Linked DNA regions of Homo sapiens: region 2 is linked to region 1. The links are chromatin contacts, found by POLR2A ChIA-PET in ENCODE. All regions are on one chromosome and are shown on one strand. The core of a region is the stretch at or near the end of the contact, and the rest is flanking DNA. Distances in the headings are between cores, read along the strand shown.

Evidence for each region. ChIA-PET counts read pairs that join two places held with the same protein, here RNA polymerase II (POLR2A).
Region 2: POLR2A ChIA-PET joins it to region 1 with 29 read pairs in activated CD4-positive, alpha-beta T cell. The contact joins two enhancer-like sites. POLR2A ChIA-PET finds 5 or more read pairs at or near these places in 2 of 52 experiments (AG04450 and activated CD4-positive, alpha-beta T cell).

The regions. Positions count from the first base shown.
Region 1 is chr21:32,334,693-32,341,506 of GRCh38, reverse strand. It overlaps URB1 (URB1 ribosome biogenesis factor), which reads left to right. Exons shown (of 39, transcript NM_014825.3): 25 at 1-41; 26 at 2,607-2,800; 27 at 3,993-4,103; 28 at 4,350-4,413. Among named protein-coding and RNA genes, the nearest start is that of MRAP-AS1, 29 kb to the right of the region's middle. RefSeq lists an enhancer at 5,968-6,814. Within about 2 kb of position 5,151, at least 2 of the 41 ENCODE cell types and tissues checked have a DNase peak (open chromatin) inside an H3K27ac peak, as active enhancers do.
Region 2 is chr21:32,459,644-32,465,944 of GRCh38, reverse strand. All of the region lies in intron 3 of EVA1C (eva-1 homolog C), which reads right to left. Among named protein-coding and RNA genes, the nearest start is that of EVA1C, 50 kb to the right of the region's middle. RefSeq lists an enhancer at 1,260-2,459. Within about 2 kb of position 2,389, at least 11 of the 41 ENCODE cell types and tissues checked have a DNase peak (open chromatin) inside an H3K27ac peak, as active enhancers do.

The DNA.
Region 1 (6,814 bases), core at 3,902-6,401:
GATCCTGGTGACTGGCAGAAATTCGTGAAGAAGGGACTCAAGTAAGTTGATTTTATTTTCTTGGTGCCCTTCGGTAAAGGTGTGAATGTCGTTCAGCATGCAAAGCCTCTTTTATAGCTTGTTATTAGCATAATCCACGTGGTGGAGCCGATGTCACCTCGTTTTTAGAGATAGAAGTTGGAGAAGTTAAATGATTTGCCTCTTGACACAGGGTGCTTCTGATGATGAGAGAAGCAGTCTTTTAAAAGAACTATTTAAAGAAATACAGAAATGTGCAGAGAATAATAGTAGCCCCCACATTTAATACATGCTGACAGTTTTCTGTGTTTGTCCTGTTTCTTTCTCATCCCTCTGTAACCAAAGGTCAACACTCTTCTGAGGTTCTGCTTTGTCTCGTCAGTATCTTATTTTGTATTTTCATACACTGAGTGTTAGTATGTTGTTAAACAGTATTATTTAGCGTGTTTAACATTTTACACTAATGTATCATTCTTTTTTTTTTAATGTATCATTCTTTATACATCCTTTTGTTCACTGAGATGTTTCTAATTTACCCGTACTGATACTTGTAGATCTAAGTCATTCATTTTTACTGCTGTAGAATATTCGGTCTTTTGACTATATTCCAGATTACTTAGCCAGTCCTCTACTGACAAATGTCTAGGCTGTTCTCCCTATTCTCCCCTTTACATCACATCTCTCTCTCCCTCCCTCTCTGTTTTTCTCTTTCTCTGTCTCATTCTCTCATTCTCTCCCATTATAGTCTTACAGTCTCTATCATGTCTCTTGGGGTGGATTGGGGACTTACTAGCTTTTAGTGTGGGTGCATCTTCAGTTCTAGATGCTCAAACTGCTCTCCAAAGTTGTTGAGCAAATTTTTTGTTTTTGTTTTTGAGACAGAGTTTTGCTCATGTTGCCCAGACTGGAGTACAATGGTGTGATCTCGGCTTACTGCAGCATCTGTCTCCCAGGTTCAAGTGATTCTCCTGCCTCGGCCTCCCAAGTAGCTGAGTCCACAGGCACGCACCACCATGCTCGGCTAATTTTTTGTATTTTTAGTAGAGACGTGGTTTCACCATGTTGGGCAGGCTGGTCTCGAACTCCTGACCTCAGGTAATCCACCTGCCTCGGCCTCCCAAAGTGCTGGGATTACAGGCGTAAGCCACTGTGCCCGGCCAGCGAATTTGCACTCCCAACAGAGTGTGTGTCAGCGTTCATTTTCCCTTAACATCCTTCCTGACCCTTGATACATTCCAGCTCTTCAGTTTGGGGCAATCAGATAGTCATGCATTATTTTCATTTCCCTGACCATCCCATGAACTTGAAACAGAGAAAAGTATTTCACACAAGAGGAGAGAGAGAAGTGAGAGTGGGTGCCAGGTTAATGACAACTATAGGTTACCATCACAGAATTATGATATTTCTTTCCATCTTAGGTTAAAGTTATTCGTATAGGACTGAAAAACACTTTCTTTAGAGCGTGTTGCTTTCCTTTCCTTAGTGGGTTTTGAAGGGATTTAGGACATAGAAGGCTTCTGAACCATTTGATGGAAGTTCTGAGTAGAGGAGAGTGAGGAAGGAGGGAGGCCGGGCAAGGTGACCTGGGAGGCACTAAGTTGCCTCTTTCTCAGGCGCAGCTGTTCTCATGCCTCCTGGCGTTTCCACTAAGCAGGAAGTTCTTTTGGTGTTTGAGTCATAAAGAAAACAAATGCACTGGGCTGGGCTCAGTGGCTCACGCCTGTAATCCCAGCACTTTGGGAGGCTGAGGCGGGCGGATCACGAGGTCAGAAGATCGAGACCATCCTGGCTAACACAGTGAAACCCCGTCTCTACTAAAAATATGAAAAAATTAGCCAGGTGTGGTGGTGGGCGCCTATAGTCCCAGCTACTCTGAAGGCTGAGGCAGGAGAATGGTGTGAACCCGGGAGGCGGAGCTTGCAGTGAGCCAAGATCATGCCACTGCACTCCAGCCTAGGCGACAGAGCGAGACTCCGTCTCAAAAAAAAAAAAAAGAAAAAAAAAAGAAAATAAATGCACTGCATCCCTCCCTTGTTTTGAGAAGTGCTCCCTGTGTCAGTGGACAGACAAGACTGTGATAGAGCTATGCAGTGCCGTGTCAGTGGTAGAGCCTGGATGGTGGGTATAGGGTATTTGCTGCAAAATTCTCAACTTGGTGTTGTTTGAACATTTTCTTAATAAAATACTGAGAAAATGGCCGGGCGCAGTGGCTCATGCCTGTAATCCCTGCACTTTGGGAGGCCGAGGTGGGCAGCTCACCTGAGGTCAGGAATTCAAGCCCAACCTGGCCAACATGGTGAAGTCACGTCTCTACTAAAAATACAAAATTAGCCAGGCGTGGTGGTGCATGCCTTTAATCCCAGTTACTCTGGAGGCTGAGGCAGGAGAATCACTTGCACTTGGGAGGCAGAGGCTGCAGTGAGCTGAGATTGCACCACTGTACTCCAGCCTGGGCAATAGAATGAATGAGACTCCATCTCAAAAATAAATAAATAAATAAAATACTGAGAAAAAGAATCTTTATTGTTTCCTGTAAAATAAATTTTCCTTTTAGCAAAGCTCTTTTCCCTTTGACTCTCGCCGCCTAGATTTCGGTACCAGGACCACACATTTTTAAAGATGCTCCTCACCGCCGTACAGCTCCTGTACAGCCCAGAAAGCTCCGTGCGCACGAAGCTCATCCAGCTCCCGGTGGTCTACGTGATGCTCATGCAGCACTCGCTGTTTCTGCCGACTCTACTGACGTCTGACGGAGAGGAGAGCCCGGACAGCCAAGTAAAAGGTGACCCCTCACCCCAGCCCTTCCATTCCGTATCCAGATTTTATCTCCTGATTTCCTTACACTGGCTGCACTGAGGCTCATCTCCCTCCGGCTCTCGGAGCTAAGGAAGCATTGCCAAGACAGTGTCAGAATGTTTTATTTCTGTCAAATCCAGGGTGAAGAAATGTCTCCTCTGACTTGTGGTCAAACAGCAAATACAAACCTGTTTTCAAGGCCTTAACTGGCTTACAGAAGTTGTGTTTGAGATCTTAGTGCCGTTATCATGGGCTCATGTTAAAATCTGGGATCGAGGGGAAGTCACGCGTGGGAAAAAAGTGTGGGTGTCTAACCTGAGAGAAATTGATTAGTTGCATGAAATTTCTGCTTGGGAAGATTGAAACTTTTATCAAGGGAAAACGGTTGGAACTTGCCCATTGACAGTTCAGTGGTAAAGAACTTCAAAAGCCTAAGTTTAGGCTCCATCCCTAATTCAGTAAGGATTCACTTTAGTGCTCACAGGTCGGATGTCAGAGAAGATAATCCGAGGGTTCCTGCCCTCCTGACGCCACGCTCTGTTTAGACAGATAAAATTCACACCCGGAAGTATTAGCAATCACCACAGGGTCAGACTGTAATAAACTGCTATTAATAAGTCGAAGACAGCCATTAGCCACATCACTGGTATGGGTAGTAGAAAAACTAAAAGGGCTCCACCATTCAATTCAGGCAAGAGTAGACAGAGTAGAGGCTTTGGTAGCACAGTCATGGGGAAAACATGCCTGGATTGAAAATCTGTATTGGCTTAACATTTGGGAGGGGGAATGCGCAGGGACTGAATTCAGCCTTGTCAAAGGCCTAGGAAGAAAGGTGACTGTGGAGATGTCTTAATTGAAAAACACGTGGGGGGCTGGGCGCGGTGGCTCATGCCTCTGATCCCAGCACTTTGGGATGCCAAGGAGGATTGCTTGAGCTAAGGAGTTCAGCCTGGGCAACATAGCACGACCTCATCTCAAAAAAAAAAAGAAAAAAAGAAAAGAAAATAATAATAACAAAAAAATAAGCGGGGAAGGGATTAGATGGCAGTCCAAACACCAGTATTATTCAGAGGAGGAGATTTCCAGCATTTCAATGTTGCCTGGAAGGCTCTCTCCTCTTCTGGTATTCAGTGTGTCTGCCCCACCATGCCATGTGTTTCAGGGTTGTTTTCTTGCAGAAGCGCTGGTGGACCTGATGCTGACGGTGGTGGAGATGTGCCCCTCTGTCTGTGAGAGCAGCCACTTTGCAGTGCTTCTCGGGGCCTATGGCGCCACTCTCAGCGTCCTAGGTGAGGGTGTGAGGGCTGGGTAGTGTGAGCAGGGGGAGGGAGTGAGGGCCGGGGGTGTGAGCAGAGATAGGGAATGAGAGCTGGAGGGATGTGAGCAGGAGGAGACAGTGAGACCAGGCGGTGCAAGCAGGGTGAAGATATGAGGACCGGGCCATTTGAGCAGGGAGGGTATGAGGGCAGGTGGTGGGAGCAGCAGGAGGGTGTCAGGGGTTCATCTTCCTAAACCGATCCTGCTTTGACTTGTAGATCAGAAGATTTTACTTCTGCTTCGAGCGTATGAGCAGAACAAGCTCAGCCTCATCAACTTCAGGTGAGTGTTGGGCTAGAGGTAGACTAGGCCTTGAGGTCACAGCCTGCTCTCCACACAGTGAGCTCCAGACTCGAGATTTTCTCTCATTCCATTTTGGTTCTCAGGGAAAGAGTGAGGCAGGCAGCACTCCCCTGACTCACACTGGCTTCTGCATAGGGTGCTCTGGGGAAGCTTGGCCTTATGCCATAAGGCATCTGGGCAGGGCCACTGCAGCTGACTGATGGGTGCCTGTCTGTCTGGAATTGCCCCTGTTGTGCACTGTCAGCTGGACTGGGGTGTCTCATTTGGTTGATTTTTCTGAAAACTTTTCTGCTCATGCCTTTAGGTAGATTGACTTATGCCATAGGGATTTCAGGGGAAGTGTCAGGGGGCTCAACTGTACATAAAATCTCTTTTTTTTTGTCTGTATGTGCATGCATGCTTGTGTCTGTGTGTGCATGCGTGTATGTAGGTGGGTGTGGGTGTACATGTCTGTCTTTCCTGGGCTCCCAGTCTTTTGGTCAGGTGGGCTTTGGTCCTGCAGGGCTGAGTGTGACACCTTTCCCTGTGGGCCCTGCCTCACCTTTACAAGTGCCGCACCTAAGCAGGAGCTTGATCAAATGTGCCATTGATAGAATGCACTTTTGGATCCTCTTTGCTGCCCTAGAGTCTTCTTTTCTCCTTGCCATTTGGGACTAGCACTGGAACATCTGCTCAGTATGTACGTGTGTGTGTGTGTTCAGCCAGGAGGCGGGCTGACTGGGCCAAGGAAGATTGTTCAGGAGAGCTTGCAGGGAGGAGAAAACAATTTCCACGTCAAAGTACTTTGTTTAAAGATTAGAGCTGTATCAGCCCAGAAGCTATCTCCCAACCCTCCCCACCCCACAAAAAAAAGAAAGAAAAAGGAAATGAAAACATTTTTTTCTGTCTCTTAAGAATGCCCAGGGCTTGCATAGAAGCTCTTTTCCTTTCTCCTGCGGCAGCCTCGCTCTTTTGACGTCGGAGCTGGTGCTATGTCAGTTATGTCCTTTCTGGAGTAGAATAGCCCTTCTTATGTGAGGAAGAGGGGAGAGCAAGTCGGAGGCGGGTTTTATCACAGTGCAGCATTGTTCCAGCTACCCATTTCTGCAGAACGACCTCTAACACAGCAGAGAACGCCAAGCGAGGCTGCCCAGGGAGTCACAGGACAGGGCTGGCTGTGAAGGGAGTCTAGTTTCAGCTGCCGGGGAAGAGCGAATCAAGGATGTGCCGCTCACTGGCACTGTGGCTCTAAGGGGCACAGAGCATTTCCGCAAACAAAATAAACATCTCGTCCTTAGATGAGGGAGCAGGCCTGAGCTCGGGGAGCTGAGCTGGGGATCCTGGACGCTACGTGGCGGCTCTCCCGCCGGTCTGTGATGGGCAGTCTGCCGGGTGTGCCTGGCGCATGGGCTCTCTGCCTGCCAGAAACTGGGGTGAACAGCGAGCATTCCTGAAAGGATGATTCTTTCCTTTTCTGACATTAGTGACTGTTGTCGACTTGCACAGAAGCGAACCTGTATTTAGAAGAATTTTGTTTAGAAGTATTTAGCTCTATAGATAATGTTCCTTGATTGCCTGGAGGCGCTGGGCTTGGTGCTCTCAGGAAAACCTATGGGAATGAGATACAGTCTTCCCATCTGCTGAGGGTAACAGACTGTGAGAAATTTAGACATTTTTAAAGTGGCAGCTGACTCACGCCCCGTGATATAAACCAGCTCTTACAGGAGCACCAAGAGCCAGGCCCTATGTGCTCAAGACCGATTCGTGCCAGGGTTGGCATTTGGCGAGTCAGAGGGATTTAATTGAGGTGAGGTGGGCAGAGGGGCCTGGGGCAGCAGGAGGAGGAAACAGCATGCAGGAGTGGAAACTCAGGACATTTGGGGAAAGGGTGAGTAGCCCGGCTTATCGGGGTCATTGGATGTGTGCAGGGAAACAGGCAATGGGAAGGCCACGTGGATTGCCAGTGGAGGGTGAAAGTACCAGATGGAAGCATTTCCATTCCATCTGGGAGACAGCAGGGAAGCATTCCTCGTCACAGCTGGGCTCTGGGGAGCGGCCTGGCAGCAGCGGGGCAGCAGCAGGGCAGTGGATGGGGGAGGGAGGAGGAGAGTTGGGGGAAGTGCTAGGCTGGAGTCATTTTCTAGGAGGAAGGAAGGCAAGGTGGCCTCTGACAGCTGTGGTGGCGGTTGAGGTATGAAGGTTGTCCATAGCACACACATGGTGGGCTTAGCCGAAAGGCTTGTGTAGGCAGACCTGGTTCACTCGTGGCCACATGTGAGCAGTGAGAGATCAGAATTCTGCCGCTATGTTCTAGCATGGACTCAGGAGCCAGACTTCCTGAGTCTGAATCCCAGCCCTGCAACATACCATCTGAGCAGGTGAGCAGCTGAGCAACTTGCTT
Region 2 (6,301 bases), core at 1,140-3,639, 130 kb before region 1:
GGAATGTCCCATGCTGGACTGTGGTCACGGTTGCACTACTCAGTAAATTCACTGAAAATCATGGGATTGTACACTTGGAAAATGTGAATTTTATGCTATGTAAATGATATCTTAATAAAGATATCTTTAAATAATGGTAGCTAACACGGCTGGGTGTGGTGGCTCACACCTGTAATCCCAGCACTTTGAGAGGCCAAGGCGGGCGGATCACCTGAGGTCAGGAGTTTGAGACCAGCCTGGCCAACATGGTGAAACCTCATCTCTACTAAAACTACAAAAATTAGCCAGGCGTGGTGTTGGGTGCCTGTAATCCCAGCTACTATATTTTGCTCAGCAAAATATAAAGGGGACCACGGTCATTTATTTGCATATGTGGTTCTTATCCTTGCCAACATTTTGTAAAGAAAATTCTTTTAAAAATGCTAGCTCTACCCTATCACCACTGTTCTGGAGTTTTCTACTTTGAAATGGCAACCACATAGCGGACAGGTGCATTTTTCAGCCAAACAAGCATTGGCGTTAACTGCAAACAAGAGTTAAATGGCAAGAACTGCTTGGGCTGTCATGGGCTGGCCTGGGGTGGGTGGGAAGACTGTCCAGAGAGAACCTCTTCCACCCCAGCCTCTCACTCCTCTCACGTGCTCATGTTCTTCCACTTTTCTTTCCTGGATTGGAAGTGCAGGCTGATTCCAGGTCCCAAACACACCTCAAGCCAGAGTTTTCCAAATTGTGATTTGAGGTTCATTCATGAGTCTTGAAATCATTAGTGAGTTGTAACCAGCAATTTTTGAAAATAAAGCATAGAGTAGTTTAGAAAACAACAAAGGGCATCACATGAAGAAAGTATAAACACTGTTTTGTAATTTAAACATTTCTTTTTCAGTTGTGTGTATATGAGTATGTGTTCCACTGGGCCAAAAAGTGAAAATCTTTTCCTACCATGGGCTGCAATCACAATTTGAAAACGCCCACCTTAATCCCTGCAGAAAGGCATGAGCTGTACACATTAGGGCCATGGCACCTGGCTGGATCTTCTTATCCTGGTGTCAGTGATGCTAAGCTCCAAACTTAAAAAATGAAAGACAATAATTTCCAAATATAAATGTCACCTTTTTGTTTTTTGAGACGGGGTCTCACTCTGTCACCCAGACTGGAGTGCGGGGGGTGCAATCTTGGCTCACTGCAACCTCCACCTCCCAGGCTCAAGCGATTCTCCTGCCTCAGCCTCCTGAGGAGCTGGGATTACAGGCATGCGCCACCATGCCTGGCTAATTTTTGTATTTTTAGTAGAGACAGGGTTTCACCATATTGACTAGGCTGGTCTTCAACTCCTGACCTCAAGTGATGCACCCACCTAGACCTCCCAAATTGCTGGGATTACAGGCGTGAGTCACCATGCCTGGCCTAAACGCCATCTTTCTGTACCTTGTAAATTTCCATGACTTTGTACCAAAAGCAGAGAAACAACAGTGAGACAAAATTTTGGACCACAAGAAGGAAAACTACAGAATCTCAAGAGGACCACCAGCTCTGCTGCTGGCAAACTTTGTTGCTATCCTTTCATCCATGAGGACGGGAACATTCAAGATGAATGAAAGGCTGGGAGCAGAAGCCAGCCTACAGATGCTCACAAAATCCCTATCCTGCCCTGGTAGTTTAACACGCAGGAAGAACCTCCACGAGGAAGAAAAATGAAAATGGTGACTAAGCAAATGTCTCGAAGGCCCTTTACCCACTCACTGGAATCTTAATTCAACAGCTTAAACTTAGAGCCAAGGCAAGTTTTGTTTTCTTTCTCTAGATAAAAGACTGCTAAGTCTGACCCGAACGTCAGAAGGTTCGATTCTTTTTGGTGAGTCATATCCGCACTGGCATTTATATGCAGTTTATGAGTAGATGCTAAATCCCACCAACAACAAAATTTTGCCTGACTTCAAAGGCCCAGAGTGAACGATGGCCTTTGATGCAGAAAAGAGGGCTTGGATAGAAACACCAAAAGAGCCAAAGTCCCCTTCCAACCATAAGAACTCAGAAAAATGTTAAGAATGCCTTCCCATGGCAGAGCTGGCACAGAAAGAGGATGGGAGAAGGCAGGACAAAAACAAGCTTTATCTCCACAAATTGGAAACTTTTTAAATGGAAGTCTTTTTTTTTTCTTTTTTTATAAATCAAAATATTTAAAAGTTACAAGAGGTTTTTTTTTTGTTTTGTTTTGTTTAAGGCATGTCATGAAACGCATTTATTAGCCACATCTCTTTGATTTATTAAAGCCCATTCATTAAAGGTAGCCTTGATGCCAACAAAACCCTCCCACAGTAACGCAACACCCACATGCAAGGCCTCCAGCGATTTCGTCCCCAGATTATGGGCAAACCATCTCCTGGAACGGAGGGGCCTGTGCGTGTCACATTACATCCTGGGGGTGACTGTTGTGTTATGTTGAGTCACTTGGTTCCTTGGGAATGTGCGAATTCACTGCCACATAAGAGTGACATTTCTGGATTATAAAAAATTAGGAAACTACTAACATCATTGCTACTTTTCTTAGAAGACTAGAATTTGTTTTAGAGCTGGGTTAGAGTTCTCAATTGGTCTCAGATTAGAGAAGGTGTGGGCAGCCTTCCAGAAGTGGGTTGCCAACTCTCCTGGGAGTTTAGATGGGGAGGATGGCAGGGGCCTGGGAAGGTAGAACCACGACTCTGCTTAAATGACAAGAGCAATGAAATCCCCGCCTCCTCATTTTATTAGGTTGGTGCAAAAGTAACTGTGATTTTTGCCATTAAAAGCAATGGGCAAAAACCGCGATTATTTTTGCACCAACCTACAAATGAGAGGGTTATGTGGGTCATTCTGCTTCTTTTCGATACAACAGTCACAAAAGCACATCACTGCCGAGACCAGCTCGGTCGGGGAGACCCTAAACCAGTGGCGCTAGAAGAATTAAAGACACACACACAGAAATATAGAGGTGTGGAGTGGGAAATCAGGGGTCTCACAGCCTCCAGAGCTGAGAGCCTCGAACAGAGATTTACCCACATAAATCATCACAGCAAGCCAGTGATAAGCATTGTTTCTATAGATTATAGATTAACTAAAACTATTCCTTATGGGAAATAAAGGGATGGGCCGAAGCAGAGGGATGGGCTCTGGCTAGTTACCTGCAGCAGGAGCACATCCTTAAGGCACAGATCACTCATGCTACTGTTTGTGGTTTAAGAACTCCTTTAAGTGGTTTTCCACTCTGGGTGGGCCAGGTGTTCCTTGCCCTCATTCCAGTAAACCCACAACCTTCCAGCATGGGCATCATGGCCATCACGAACATGTCACAGTGTGGCAGAGATTTTCTTTATGGCCAGTTTTGGGGCCAGTTTATGGCCAGATTTTGGGGTGCCTGTTCCCAACACATCACTAGCCACCTTTCAAAGGTGGGCAGAGGAAGGATCTGCCGCGATGGGAGTATTTTATTACTGACATTGCATACAATTGCCAGTGCATAGTGATGCTGAAATGTAGATAGTCACTTTTATTTATTTTTATTATTTCTTTATTTAGTAAATAAATCTCACCCTGTCATATAGGTTGGAGTGCAGTGGTGAGCTCATAGCTCACTGTAACCTCAAACTCCTGGGCTCAAGCAATCCTCCCACTTCAGCCTCCCAAGTGGCTAGGACTGCAGGTGCCTGCCATGATGCCCTGCTAATTGTTTTTTTTTTTTTTTTTTTTAGAGATAGGGGTCTCCCTATGTTACCCAGGCTAGTCTCTAATGACTGGCCTCAAATGATTCTCCTGCCTTGGCCTCCCAAAATGCTGAAATGACAGGCATGACTATATCCTTTAGTCATTCATATCTTTAGCAGAGTGATTTGAATCAGCTTATTGAAATAATAGCTACCAACTGCTGAGCTCAACTCCATGGTCCTGTGCTAGCGTGTTACATACAACACTGTGTTTTCACAGTCTTAAAACAGCCCTATGCAGAAGAGACATAATCCCATGTTACAACTGAGTCCTAGAAAGTGTCCCTACACTGCCCAACACACAGCAGATACGATATGCAGCAGAAAGGAATATGAACCCAGAACTGCCTAAATCCAAGCCTCGCTGAAACCTACATTTCCTGAAGGGATGCAATTTGGGAGGTGAGATTTTGAGGAAGGAAGCATAGTGCACATTAGGGAAAAGAAGGTTCCGGTGAGCCTTGCTGGTAAAATAGCTTTCCGTAAAGACAAACAAATAAACCCGATCAGTGGCATTTGCCCATTTCCCTGGTGTAAATACTCCCACCGTGGCAGATGCCACAGAACACAGGCAGAGCTGGTAAGACATGTGCATAACTGGCTCTCATCATAAGAACTGGCTCTGCACACCACAGGGTGCAGCAGTGCAGCCTTTGGACAATCACAGTGTCCTGCTCAGACTGGAACTGGGAATTGAGAAGAAGAGCCTCAGGAGGTGTGAGAGATGCAGAAAAAGAGGCAGGAAGGTGTGGAGACAATCTCACTTCCACCTCCTAAATGGCAGTGCTCAGGTTTCTGGTGTTCAGGTTACACAGGGGCTCTGTCTCTCATCTGCTCTCTATGGGGCAGCCAGAGGGGCTTTATGACTTCATCACAGCACCCTCCCTGCTTAAATGCTGCCCTATAGATAGAGCCCCAACTCCTTCCTTGGCTCTGAGGACTCAGGATCCCTACTCCGGCTCCCCAGCTGGTGCTCTCTCCTGTCTTGGTGCTGTGCTCCTACCCTGTGGCTGGCTGCGCCAATGCACCTGCAACCCGCAGCCACAGGCTTCCGTATGGAGCACTCTTTCTGTGCCCTCCATCCCTGCAGTTCTCAGCTCCATCATCACTTGCTCCAAAAAGACTCCACTGAACCCCTAGTCAAGGTCAATTCCTCCTATGAGGCTGGGCACTGTGGTTCACGCCTGTGATCCTAGCACTTTGGGAGGCCAATGCGGGCAGATCACTTGAGGTCAGGAGTTCAAGACCAGCCTGGCCAACATGGTGAAACCCTGTCTCTACTAAAAATACAAAAATTAGCCAGGTGTGGTGGTGTATGCCTATAATCCCAGTTACTCAGGAGGCTGAGGCAGGAGAATCGCTTGAAACCGGGAGGCAGAGGTTGCAGTGAGCCAAGATTGAGCCACTACACTCCAGCCTGGGCAATGGAGTGAGACCCTATCCAAAAAAAAGATTCTTCTGTGAGCTGCTTGCGTAGTACCAAGTGCCTCTCCATGAAGCCCTGACCCTACCTGGAATCTTGCACATATTTGTGTGAAACTCACAGTGAATATCAGGCCCCACGGGACTGGATGATCTGGTTACCGAGGACGTGCTCACCTGTGTCTCCCCAATGCTGAGCACAGGACCTGGCCCCTGCTGGGTGAACATTTGCTCTGTGAATACATATTAAGCACCTGTTCCTCTGGGGTAACAATGCTGAACCACACAGAGTTCCTGCTCTCATCATGCTCACAGTCTGATGCAGTGTGTGTGCAAATCATACACAAGCCACAAATAAGGTAAATCTAAACGATGATGCTGCTATGAAGAAAAAATAGGATGCTGTGATAGAGAGGGGTGGCAGGATGAGAGGAAGATGTTTTTTGTTGTTGTTTTTTGGACAGAGAAAGCCTCTCTTGAAAGGTGCTGTTTGGGGTGGAAATTACACAAGGAGAAGGAACCAGCTGTGTGAAGATCTCAGGAATGCTTGCTGGGTGAAGGAAGGTTGAGAAATACCCTGGAGGGGGTGTGGACACCACCCACGATAGAACCGCCACTCAGGGAATCTCTGTGGGATGTGAGTTCTCTTCATATTCCACTCCTGTGCAAAGTAGGGGCTTTGCTGAAATGATATGAATAAACCAGATGAAACCTCACACGATAGTCATGGGGCTGTGGCTCTGCACTGACTTATCCGAGGTTCGGTCAATTTTACAAAGGTCATTTGACTTCTCTTAGAGGCTGGTTTTTCTCAACTTATTATGAAACATTTCAAACATATAGAAAATGTGAAAGAATATCACAACCAACAGTCATATTCCCACCACCTCAGGTCTCCAATTGTTAATATCTTGAACAAGGGCCGCTTTTTTTTTTTTTTTTTTTTTGAGACAGTCTCGCTCTGTCACCCAGGCTGGAGTGCAATGGCGCGATCTCGGCTCACCGCAACCTCTGCCTCCTGGGTTCAAACGATTCTCCTGCCTCAGCCTCCCTACTAGCTGGGATTACAGGCATGCGCCACTATGCCCAGCTAATTTCATATTTTTAGTAGAGACGGGGTTTCTCCATGTTGGTCAGGCTGG